Linked DNA regions of Mus musculus: region 1 is linked to region 2. The links are chromatin contacts, found by Hi-C or POLR2A ChIA-PET in ENCODE. All regions are on one chromosome and are shown on one strand. The core of a region is the stretch at or near the end of the contact, and the rest is flanking DNA. Distances in the headings are between cores, read along the strand shown. Region 1 holds the start of Tssk6 (testis-specific serine kinase 6). Region 2 holds the start of Lpar2 (lysophosphatidic acid receptor 2).

Region 1 (6,174 bases), core at 3,642-6,141, 80 kb after region 2:
CCATCAGCCCCATCTACATAGAGGTCTAGACCATCAAGCGCTCCTATAATCCCAGCGCTCAGGAGGTGGGTGGGGCACAAGAACTGGCTTCCCCAGTTTACTGCAAGCTCCAGCCCAGCCAGGGATACAGAGTGAGAACCTGGTTCAAACAAATAGAGGAGCTGTATACAGCATCATACAGCCCCTGACCCAACTCACAATGGATACATAAAAGTACTCTAGACAAACACAAATGCAAATTCCTTAAATAAGAGAACCATTCCTGTTGTAAAGGACACCATTAGCTCAACAGGCCACAGGGAATCACAATATTTGCAGAGATGACATAGGAGCCAAGATACAGACTCAAGTCACCAATAATGAAGAACACATACGCTGCCTGGTGCAGTGACTCAACACCTTTAATGTCAGCACTCAGGAGTCAGAAGCACAGGAATCTCTGAGTTCAATGCCAACCTGGGCTACAATGTAAGTTCCTGCCCAGCCTGGAGCTACACAGTGAGACTGTTTCAAACCCCCAAACAACAACAATGAAAGGGCTGCCTGGTGCAGAACACCAGGGTGCTGGTGAAGCTGAGGGAGGCGCAGAACACAGGCCTGTCCGAAACCAGTCTGGGAGACGCCAGTTTGAGGTCTGCTCACAGGGAGGCTCCTCCTCACTTCCCCAGGCTACAGCAGTTCCTGGCGACCAGGAGCAGAGGCACAGGTAGGAATGCTGACACTATGAGTCCATCAGCTAGACTGGAAGCTCTTTGGGAAAGAACCAGCCATGTGCAGTTAGCTAGGCTGGAACTCAGGACAAAGGCCACCCGTGACTACACAAGAAAACTTCCGCAGAGCTGGAGTCATGGCTCTGAGGTTAAGTGTAGGGACAGAGTTCTGTGCCCCAAACTACAATGGGTGCCTTACAGCCACTTACAACCCCAACTCCAGGGAATTTGATGCCTTCCTCCAGCCTCCATAAGCACCTGCATTCCCGTGCACATACAGACACTTCAGTCTTATCCATGTGTGCTGGGGCTCTTCTTCAATCCCAGCAGTTGGGAGACAGAGACAGGCAGATCTCTGTGAGTTTGAGACCAGTCTGGTCTACATGGAGAGCCAGCCATGGCTACATAGTGAGACCCAGTCTCTAAATGAGGCACATGGCTGAAGTGGTAGACGACCTGCTAACAGGCATAAGCCCTGGGATCCCTATTCACAGTGAAGAAGCTAGGCTTAGTGACACACACCAAGTGTCACCCAGCATTCAGGAGGCAGAAGCAGAAGAATCAGAAACTCAGGGTCATCCTCGAAAAGGGCTACAATGAAACCTTGTCTCTAAATAAATGCAGGAAGACAAACATTATATGCCGGGCAGTGGCGCACACCTTTAATCCCAGCACACAGGAGGCAGAGGCAGGCAGATCTCCGAGTTTGGTGCCCAGCCTGGTCTACAGAGTGAGTTCTAGGACAGCTAGGGCTACACAGAGAAACCCTGTCTCAAAAAACCAATAAACAAATAAATAAGTAAGACACCCTGACTTGAGGAGACCACTAGCTCAGTCTAAGTGCAGGCCTAAGTGGGCCACACTTCAGAGAAAGCTGAAAGAGAGAGGCTGGCAAAAATGGTTCAGCTGGTAAACACTAACTGCAGAATGGAACCCACAGAAAGACAGAAGAAAACTGACTCTGCAAAGCTGTTCTCTGACCTCCACATTCCCACGCTCCCCACAGACATTCAAGCACAATAATAAATACTAAAAAGTAGGGCGGGGGGGGGGGGGGAGCCAGGCAGGGTGGCACATGCCTTTGATCCCATGAGTTCCAGAATAGCCAGGGCTATATTGGGGTGTGGCAAGGTGGGGGTGGGCGTGGGCGGGCACTTGCTGTTCTTGCAGAAGACATAGGCTCAGTTTGCAGCACCTACATGGCAACTCACATAACTTCAGTTCCAGGGAATCTGATGACCTCTTGTGGTTCGCACAGGTACCAGTCATGCGTGCAGTATACATGCATAGATGCAAGAAATCAGAACCATACAGTTTTTAAATGTTTAAGGAAGAAAGAATAAAGATAGAGGCTGGCAAGATGAGTAAAAGGGCTGAATCCCTAAGACCCATGGGGCAGAAGGAAGCACATTCCTCAAGTTGTCCTCTACCCTTTATGTGCAAAAGAGGCGCATTCACATCTGTACTAAGTCACACACAAAATGTAAGAAAAAAGAAAAAAGGAAGAGACAGGAGGGAGAAGTGGACAGAGGATCTGCCTCACTGTCAGAACAGCAGGTGAGGCCCTGGGAATGGGGAGGGTATTCTAGTCTGCCATCTGTGTCTCAAAAGGCCTGGAGGGGGCTGGAGAGGTGGCTCAGAGGTTAAGAGCACTGGCTGCTCTTCCAGAGGTCCTGAGTTCAATTCCCAGTAACCACATGGTGGCTCACAACCATCTGTAATAGAATCCAATGCCCTCTTTTGGTGTGTCTGAAGACAACTACAGTGTACTCATATATATATATAAAATAGATAAATATTCCTTTTTTTTCCTTTCTTTTTTTGGTTTTTCCAGACAGGGTTTCTTTGTGTAGCCCTGGCTGTCCTGGAGCTCACTCTGTAGACCAGACTGGCCTTGAACTCAGAAATCCGCCTGCCTCTGCCTCCCCAGTGCTGGGATTAAAGGTTTGTACCATCACTGCCTGGCTAGTTTTTGGGTTTTAAAACCAGTTTCTCACAATATGTTCCTGGCTGGCTGGAACTTGACATTTGGATTTGGACCCTGGAACAAGGGACAGAGGTTCATATTTTACATACCAAAGCAGCGTGACCTGGCCTCCAGGTTCTCCCAGCATCCCTCAGTCTGTACCTGGCACATCTTGCCCACAACTCTCAACTATCTAGCCCAGGGTCTGGGCTGCCCTTCACCAAGAGGCTCTTCTCTATATAATCCAGAACCAAACACTCTCCACATAGCCTAGGCTAGCCTTGAACTTGTTGTGACCCATCTTTGCTTCTCATGTCTAGAATCACAGGTGAGCCATCACACAGGACCAGAACATTTTGTTTGCTTAGTTGAGGCACAGTTTCTATAATATGCACATTAAAGTCTGATGAATTAAAATCTAAAAATCTGAATTTGTAGAAGGTGGAGTTAGCAAACTCAGGTCCTTTGGAAGAGCATCAATGCCCTTAACCACTGTGCCATCTTACAGTCCCTAAGCCCATCTCTCTCTTCTTCTAGGGTGAGATGGGATCATGTAGTCCAGGTTGATCTATGTAGCCCAGGATGACCCTAACCATCAATCCGTTTTGCTTCAGCATCCAAAATGCTGAGATGATGGGTGTGCACCACCAAGTCCTGTTTATGCAGTGCCAGGGGTGCGACCTAGGGCTTTGAAAGGCTAGGCAGGCACTCTACCAATTGGGCCCCAGTTGCTAACTACTGTATTTCTGTAACTCTGAGCACTGACAGTGGGGACTTTAACTTTCTTCATATTCTTTTCCTGTTGAAATCGATAATAAAATTCTAAATGTTACTTAAAACACTTTTAAAAACTTAAAAACACAGCCTGGTGGGCACATGCCTGTCATCCTGGTACTATGAAGGCATAGAGTTGGGGTGTTCATAATTTCAGGCTGGCCTGGGCTCCACGAAAGCCGGTGGGGGTGGGGGCTGGGGGTGGGCAGAGAATGCCAGAAGAGGAACCAGCACTAGGGAGGCTAGAGTTTAAGACTAGCCTTCTATGCTATGTTACAATCAACACACATCTTGCCTTGGGTGGACCTGTCTGTCATCCCAGCAATCCATTGGCAAAGGCAGGGTCGCCACGAGTTTGAGGCCAGCCTGGGCTATATAGTAAGTCCCTATCTGCAAAAAAAAAAAAAAAAAAAAAAAAAAAAAAAAATTTAAAAACATTAAAAAAAAAATACGTATAACGGTGCATACCTATGAGCATAGCCTTCGGAAGTGAAGGCAAGAGATCAGGAGTTCTAGATCAGTCTCTGCTACGGAGTTTGAGGCCAGCCTAAAACAAAACAAAAGCCTCCAAACTCCAGGTTAGTGCTTCTCGCAGGCTTAGTTTCCAGGCCCGTGGAAGCCAGCTGGAAACTAGGGGACATGAACATTCTGGCTTCCGGGATGCTGCACTAGAAAACCAAGATTCCAACTCAGCCTCCGCTCACACTGTGCACTCTGAAGCCCGCAGGCTGCCCTCTCTCGTCTAACCGCATAACAAAAGCCTGGTCTGCGACGAACAGGACGACACTGAGACACTGACCCGACAGTCCCCGGCGGGGCAGGTTCCGCTTGTAGTCGATGGGGCCGTAGCCCCCTGGCGGGGGCATGTCCTGCTTCACCTTCGACGCCGCCATACTTGCAGGACCCGCAACTTCCGGCCACCAGCGGAAGTGAGGCAACGCGCGACCACCATTTTGAGTGTGGCGGAAGTTCCGTCACCCAGGAGGTTCCCTATAATTTGGAAGCGTTACGCTAGCCTTGCTGCGATCCGGAAGTCAGTCCCTCCTCCCTCTGGCCCTAGGCAGGGAGTAACTGTGGTCTGCATCTAGAGCTCTCTCGGGCGTGTTTCTTGCACTAAAAACCTTGGGAGTTCACCTACTTTCTTTCGTGAGCCATGGTAGCCAGGCTCGAGGCAACAGGCTGGTTCCCACCCACCTGAGCACCATCACTTCAGGGAGGGACTTGTCCTGTTCCACATCAGTGGGCAGTCTCCTCGCCAGTGACTTCTCACGAGGAACTGACCATTAAGGGCGATTGAGTCACAAAGCCTAAGAAGGGTTTAGGGAGCCCGCGGGGCGGGGGAGGGAGGGTCCCCGCCCCAAGGCCGAGTGACGCCCGCAGTCACTTCACAAGGCAGAAATTGTTACCCGGGCAATAAAAGTCATCGCGGCTGTAGGGCCTTGGGAGTGGGCACATGGGGGCACGGGGGTGCAGGTGCCAAGCACCATGGGTTAGGCCCGAGATTGGAGTCCGGCCGCCCCCCGACAGCAGCCGCCTCCTGCTCCCCGCGCGCCCCGGGCGCCACCATGTCGGGCGACAAACTCCTGAGCGAACTTGGCTATAAGCTGGGCCGCACGATAGGTGAGGGCAGCTACTCCAAGGTGAAAGTGGCCACCTCCAAGAAGTATAAAGGGACGGTGGCCATCAAGGTGGTGGACCGCCGGCGAGCGCCTCCGGACTTCGTCAACAAGTTCCTGCCTCGAGAGCTGTCCATCCTGCGGGGAGTACGGCACCCGCACATCGTACACGTTTTCGAGTTCATCGAAGTGTGCAATGGGAAGCTGTACATCGTGATGGAGGCAGCAGCCACCGACCTGCTGCAGGCAGTGCAGCGCAACGGGCGCATCCCGGGGTCGCAGGCGCGCGAACTCTTCTCGCAGATCGCGGGCGCCGTGCGCTACCTGCACGACCACCACCTGGTGCACCGCGACCTCAAGTGCGAAAACGTGCTGCTAAGCCCTGACGAGCGCCGCGTCAAGATCACGGATTTCGGTTTCGGCCGCCAGGCGCACGGCTACCCAGACCTGAGCACCACCTACTGCGGCTCGGCCGCGTATGCGTCACCTGAGGTGCTCCTGGGCATCCCCTACGACCCTAAGAAATACGACGTGTGGAGCCTGGGCGTTGTGCTCTACGTCATGGTCACCGGGTGCATGCCCTTCGACGACTCGGACATTGCTGGCCTACCCCGGCGCCAGAAGCGCGGCGTGCTCTACCCTGACGGCCTCGAACTGTCGGAACGATGCAAATCCTTGATCGCCGAGCTGCTACAGTTCAGCCCGTCTGCCCGGCCCTCGGCGGGCCAGGTGGCGCGCAATGGCTGGCTGCGGGCCGGGGACTCCGGCTAGGAGCCGGGGTTCTCGCTGTTCCCGCCGCACCAGGCACAGAGCCAGGGCGGCGCACGCGCGAAGGGCGAGCTTCGGGAAACCCGCGAAGTCGCCGCGCGCCACTGCGCACGCGTCCTGTCCCTTCCCCTTCCCCCACGGCGGCGGCCCTCTGAGGCCTGCTGTTGGGTTCTGATTCCTCCTGCACAAACTGATTGCTGGAGAGCGCATGCGCATCCTCGATTTCTGGCGAGAAGGCCCCGGGAGGGGCGCAAAGAGAAGAGAGAGAAGCATTGCGCCTGCGCAGAATGAGCTGTTGCACGGTGGGTTGCCATGCTACAGAGAAACCGTGGGCCAGCCG
Region 2 (6,173 bases), core at 193-2,692:
CACTTGGTTGAAGTGTCCCATCATCTCCCTGCCAGAGGAGATTTAAACAGCTAGGCAACACAGGTGCAGGTGTTTCGGGGTCAAGACTCAATGGTCAATACAGATCAGTAGATCCTTGGGGACTACCCGAGTCTCTGACCTCTGAGACGGGTGTCTTGACTATTTCAGTCATAATGGCTCCTGGCCCTACTACACTTGCAGCAGTAACAGACTCCCAAGTTAGCAGGTGGCTGCAGCCCAGCCCTGTCTCCTTTTAATTTGTTTGTTTGTTTGTTTGTTTTAAGCTAAGTCTCACTGTGTAGCTCTGGCTGGTCTGGAGCTCCCTTTGTGAGCCACAAATCCTCTGCCTCCCAAGTGCTGGCTAAATCTGTGTTCTTACAACCTCCAAATAAAACCATATCCTGCTGCCGGCAGGAGGGCTGACCGCAGTGGTGCTTGCTGTAAAGCCTCACATTTGTTGGACCTCCCAGAGCCACTTAGTGGAAGGAGAGAGCCCATCCCTACAAATTGTCTGACCTGTGCACATGCACAAATAAAAGAAAATTTTAATTTAAAAAAAAAAATCCGCTGGGCGGTAGTGCCACACACCTCTACTTGATCCTAGCACTCAGGAGATAGAGGCAGGAGGATCTCTGAGTTTTATGCCAGCCAGGTGTACAGAGAAAGTTCCAGGACAGCCAGGGCTACACAGAGAAACCCTGTTTCAGAAAAACAAAATAAAATAAGATAAATCTTGTCTGTTCTTGCACATTTGTCTTTGTGCTGGAATGCTGACAATAAGTCACCAGTAAGAGCAGCGTCTTTAACCCTTTATTAAGGGCCAGATGATGGAACCAAGGCTTCTAAACACACCCTGGGAAACCTACTGGCAATTAGTGTAGGGCCTGGAGCCCAAGATGAGTCACTCAGCTCAGTGTCCCTGATCCGGTTCTACACAATCAAATACAACTCGGTGCAGATAATCGGGACAATGGGGCTGTGTGCTGCGAACCGGGGGAGGTCAGGGGAGGAGGCTGCTGCAGGCTCGAGCCAGCGGCAGGCTGGGGCGAGACTTCGGGAAGCAAGGTAGTGCGGCAGCAGTGGGGCGAGGGTCCAGCCGGGAGATTGACCACGGAACAGTGGGGCGGGGCTTGCAGCTCGGTAAAGGATTGGACAGAAACGGGGGGGGGGGCGCCCGCAGAGCCCCCCCCCCCCCCGCTGTGGATCTTTTCAACTGCCAGGTGACTCAGCCCCAAAGGCGCGAAAGGGCAAGCACGTGAGATGTGCGGGGGGGGGGGGGGGGGGGAGTAGAAAGGGTGCCCCACGTGGGAAAAGGGGGCTGTGGGGAGGCGGTGAAATGACCACAGTTTCAGGAGATCACACTTCCGACGTGGGGGTGGGACTTTCCAGGGGGCGGGACACCCCCAAGGGCCAAGAGCTAAGGCAGGTGGGGGCGTGGCTTTGAGGTCCCGCCTCTCCCGCCTCCTCAGCCGGGGGCTCCAGGAACACCGGACGCTGCTGCGCAACCGCTCGGTTGCCCGGCCATGGGTCTCAGTCCTGCTTCAACCCACCGCGAGCCAGCCCCATCTGCCGCTTGACTGGATGTGCAGGTAAGACCAACACCAACCGGTTTAGGGTGGGTGCAGGCCACCGAAGAAAGCGAGGCGGGGCCCCCTCTTCTCCACAATCCTTCTCCTAGCCCAGGGTTGTCTGCAATACCCTCTTTTGTCCTGGAGGCCTTCTTGGCCCTCAGTCCCACCCAGGAATGGACTGCTTTCAGAGCTCTTGCGCGGAATCCTGCCTGTAACTCAACTTCTGGGCGGTCTCTGTCTACTCTGCTCGCGCTAAGTCCCCTCAGTGCCTTGGCATTGCCCTCCGGGTGTTGACCACGGACCTCGCTCTGGTGTGCACACACCCCCTGGCCTCTGCACTGTGCAAGGACCCTGGCACAAGTTTGATCTTCTTAAGGCTAACCCCAGCAGCTCACTCCGCCTTTGTGCTGCCCCAGCCAACCCACCCACGCCCATTGAAAACCACAGGTGTCCAACCCAGTCACGGATTAGTGGCACGTGGCACTGAATTGCAATGTGGATGCATTTGCTCTGGGTTCTTAAGATTTAAAAAAGAAAAGAAAAGCCGATCAGAAAACCGTTTTAAATTGTTATGCCAGCATTCAGCAGAGGCTAGTGGATCTCTGATTTTGAGGCCAGTGTGGTCTCAAAGCAAGTTCTAGGTCAGTTGGGATGCATCGAGAGACCCTGCTTTATGAGTAAATAAATAGAAATTGCTTTTTAAAGGTCACTTTGGCCTTCAGCACAGACTTCTTGCACAGAGGGCCTCTGATCCTGTAGGTTGCACTCACCCAATCTTGATTCTAGTCTCTGGCCACTGCTTTGTTCAAGTGCCCTTCCATCAGGGGCCACCTGCACTGATCTGTCTTCTGTATCCACAGGCAGCCATCATGGGCCAGTGCTACTACAACGAGACCATCGGCTTTTTCTATAATAACAGCGGCAAGGAGCTCAGCCTTCACTGGCGCCCCAAAGATGTGGTGGTGGTGGCCCTGGGGCTGACAGTCAGTGTGCTGGTATTGCTGACCAATCTGCTGGTTATTGCAGCCATCGCCTCCAACCGACGCTTCCACCAGCCCATATACTACCTGCTTGGCAACTTGGCTGCGGCTGACCTCTTCGCTGGCATGGCCTACCTCTTCCTCATGTTCCATACTGGCCCACGCACTGCCAGGCTCTCCATCAAAGGCTGGTTCCTGCGACAGGGCCTGCTGGACACCAGCCTCACGGCGTCAGTGGCCACACTGCTGGCCATCGCTGTGGAACGGCACCGCAGTGTGATGGCGGTACAGCTACACAGCCGCCTGCCCCGGGGCCGTGTGGTCACACTCATCGTGGGTGTGTGGGCGGCTGCACTGGGTCTGGGGTTGCTACCTGCACACTTCTGGCACTGCCTCTGTGACTTGGACAGTTGCTCACGCATGGTGCCCCTGTTCAGCCGCTCCTACTTGGCTGCGTGGGCCCTATCCAGCCTGCTTGTCTTCCTACTCATGGTAGCTGTCTACACACGAATTTTCTTCTATGTGCGTAGACGGGTGGAACGCATGGCGGAGCACGTCAGCTGCCATCCCCGCTACCGAGAGACCACACTCAGCCTAGTCAAGACGGTTGTCATCATTCTGGGTGAGTGGGTGCTCTGACAATAGCTTTAGGAGGGGACTTGCCATAGGACCCTGGGACCCTGAAGCAATAAGGGAGGGGGTGTTTCCCAAGCAGACTCCAAAGAGGTAAAAATGCCAGCCTACAAGAGGAGAAAAGGCTAGCCTCAGTTTTCACCTGTTTCTCAAAGGAAACCATTTATCGGTCTTTTTTGTTTGATTGTGTTTCAGGCAGAGTCTCATGTAGCCCAGGCTGGCTTCATGACCTTATCCTTATCTTTTTGCCTTTGTCTCTCAAGGGATAGGGCAGGCTAGCATTCTTGTAATCAGTTGCCATCCTCAGCCCTGGTTGGTTTTGTTTTGTTGTTTTGTTTTGTGAGATAAGGTCTCTGAGGCCCTGGTTGTCCTGGAACTCAATCTGTAGTCCAGGCAGGCTGGCCTTCAACCCAAAAAAGTTCTGCCTGCCTCTGCCTCCCGAATGCTGGGATTAAAGGTGTGGTTCACTACATCCCCAGCCTTTCTTCAGATTTATTTTTTATTTGTGCATGTGTGTTTGTGTGACTGTGAGATTGTATTTGGGTTTATGCAGATGTGTGCGGGTGCATGCTGAGGCTAGAGGCATCCTAGGCCCTTGGAGCTGAGAGTACAAGCAGTTTTGAGCTGTCTGATGTAGGTGTCGGGGATGAGACTCTGGTACTCTGAACCATTAAAGCCATCTCTCTCTAGCCCTGGTTGTTATTTTTGCTTACTTGTTTATTTGACTTTCTTTTGAGGTTGGGTATCACTGTATAGTCCAGACTGGCTTGGAGCTCACTTGGTAGACCAGGCTGGCCTCAAACTCACACAGATACATGCCTCTGTGCCCCCCTGCCCTCCACCTCCGAGTGCTGGGATTAAAATAAGCACCATCACACTGGGCTGGCTTCATTTCTTTAATTCAGGGTTTCATGAAGTTCAGGGGGGACCTGAAGCTCTCTCTGTAGCTGAGGCAGGCCTCAGAGCCCTGATCTTCCTATTCCTCTTCCCCTGGGACGATGGGTATGTGCCACCACACCTTCCTATTCCTCTTCCCCTGGGGCGATGGGTATGTGCCACCACACCTGGCTCCCCTTTGGGGTTTATTTATTGGGGGGGGGGCTAGAAAGATGGCTTTTAAGAGTACTTCCTGTTCTCCGAGAGGACCCGAATTTAATTCCCAGTACCCACATTAGGCAGCTCATATCCACCTGCAGCTCTAGCCCCAAGGGACCTGATGCTTTTTTCTAAACACATACATGTGGTCGGTCTCTCTCTCTCTCTCTCACACACACAGGTGAATAAGATAAATCCTTTTGTAATTTATTTTGTGGGTATGCACACACACACTACCATTTACCTGAGGACAGCTCCTGGCAGTCAGTTTTCTCTGTACTCTATGGCCCTTGGAATTGAATTTGGGTCCTTAGTCCCTCTGTGGGGCTTTTAGTAAGGGCTAGTGTGGTTACTTTGGCTTTGGGGTACAGGAGGACCACTATATCACTATTCCCATCCAAGACTGATTCTTCCCAGTGATACCTGTCCTCACCCCCACCCTACTCTGTAACCAGCTTGTCCTGTGATGAATTCCTGTCCCATCTCTTAGTAAACAAATCTTCATGCCAGGCAGTGGTGGCTCATGCCTGTAATCCTAGCACTTGGGAGGCAGAGGCAGGTGGATTTCTGAGTTAGAGGCCATCCTATTCTACAGAGTGAGTTCCAGGACAGCCAGGGCTACACAGAGAAACCCTGTCTCGAAAAACCAAAAAAAAAAAATCTTCTATAGAAGGGTCCCGGAATACTTTGTCTCAGTTAGGAAAGGTATCACACTGGCAGGCAAATAAGGGAAAGGTGTCTGTCCCCTCTTAGCAGGCCTACCCATACAAGGAGCTTGTGTGGTTTGTGCCACTCAGTTGGCCACTGCCTGAGCACAGAGCTGTTTGGGCAAGTCTCCTGGTGGCCCACTCCAAACCCGCTAACGCCACTCCTGGCCTTTGTCCCGCAGGGGCATTTGTGGTGTGCTGGACACCGGGCCAGGTGGTGCTGCTCCTGGATGGCCTGGACTGTAAGTCCTGCAACGTTCTGGCTGTGGAGAAGTACTTCCTGCTCCTGGCTGAGGCCAACTCACTGGTCAATGCAGTGGTATATTCCTGCCGAGATGCTGAGATGCGCCGCACCTTCCGCCGCCTTCTCTGCTGCATGTGTCTCCGCTGGTCCAGCCACAAGTCTGCCCGTTACTCAGCTTCTGCCCAGACGGGTGCCAGCACGCGGATCATGCTTCCTGAGAATGGCCGCCCACTGATGGACTCCACCCTTTAAACCTTGGACTGAGGCAGGAGACTGGAGCTTCATCTGCAGCCTATGGTCACTTGCAGAGCCTCTGACTCAAGCCAGCCCAGCAGATGCATGGCTCTTCAACACTCCCTGCCCCAGGGACAGAGAGAGTCTGCCTGCCCCTGGACAGAGGGACTTGGGGACATCTCCGTCCATGCACCTGGGGAGAGCATCCTAATGGGACTTGGCCGTCTGGTTCTCAATCATCTCAGGTTTTAGGGTTTTTAACAGACATTTTCATATTTTTACTGTGTTATCTCTGGATGTCTGTGGACTGCTGCTTCCTACATGGTGCTGTAGCTATTGGGACAGAAGAGGTGAGAGCTGTCCCAGGCTATACCACCTACTGTTACAGGGTAGACTGTAGGAGTACTGTCTTCCTGAGGCGGCTTTTGGTTGTTTTGTTTTGCTTTTGAGATAGGCTCTCATGTAGCCTAGGCGGCCTTGAATTCACTGTGTAGGTGAGGATGGCCTTGAACTCTTGATGGTCCTGACTCCCAAGTGCTAGTACTGAAGCTGATTCCTTAGATGTGCTGAGCAGCCTGAGGGCTCACCTGCCTCCCTTAGTACGAGGGACCCCATGACACAGAGCAAGCCTTTCCACTCTGAGGTTGCAGAGTTGGGGTTTGGTTTGGTTTAGTTAGGATTTTTTTCTGTTGGTTGGCAGGTGTTTTGC

Evidence for each region. A loop is a pair of places that touch in the nucleus more often than their neighbours do. ChIA-PET counts read pairs that join two places held with the same protein, here RNA polymerase II (POLR2A).
Region 1: POLR2A ChIA-PET joins it to region 2 with 14 read pairs in Patski. The contact joins the promoter of Tssk6 here to the promoter of Lpar2 in region 2. A Hi-C loop is called at or near these places in 1 of 37 maps with a recorded cell type or tissue (T-helper 17 cell). POLR2A ChIA-PET finds 5 or more read pairs at or near these places in 2 of 5 experiments (Patski and embryonic stem cell).

What each region holds. Positions count from the first base shown.
Region 1 is chr8:69,897,293-69,903,466 of GRCm38, forward strand. It overlaps Tssk6 (testis-specific serine kinase 6), which reads left to right and starts at 4,892. Exons shown (of 1, transcript NM_032004.2): 1 at 4,892-6,174. The coding sequence starts at 5,016. The coding sequence ends at 5,837. Ndufa13 (NADH:ubiquinone oxidoreductase subunit A13) reads right to left here and starts at 4,728. Exons shown (of 5, transcript NM_001382215.1): 1 at 4,645-4,728; 2 at 4,250-4,440. The coding sequence starts at 4,343.
Region 2 is chr8:69,821,123-69,827,295 of GRCm38, forward strand. Lpar2 (lysophosphatidic acid receptor 2) reads left to right here and starts at 1,443. Exons shown (of 3, transcript NM_020028.3): 1 at 1,443-1,589; 2 at 2,432-3,173; 3 at 5,169-6,173. The coding sequence starts at 2,441. The coding sequence ends at 5,482. It overlaps Gmip (Gem-interacting protein), which reads left to right. Exons shown (of 21, transcript NM_198101.1): 21 at 1-748.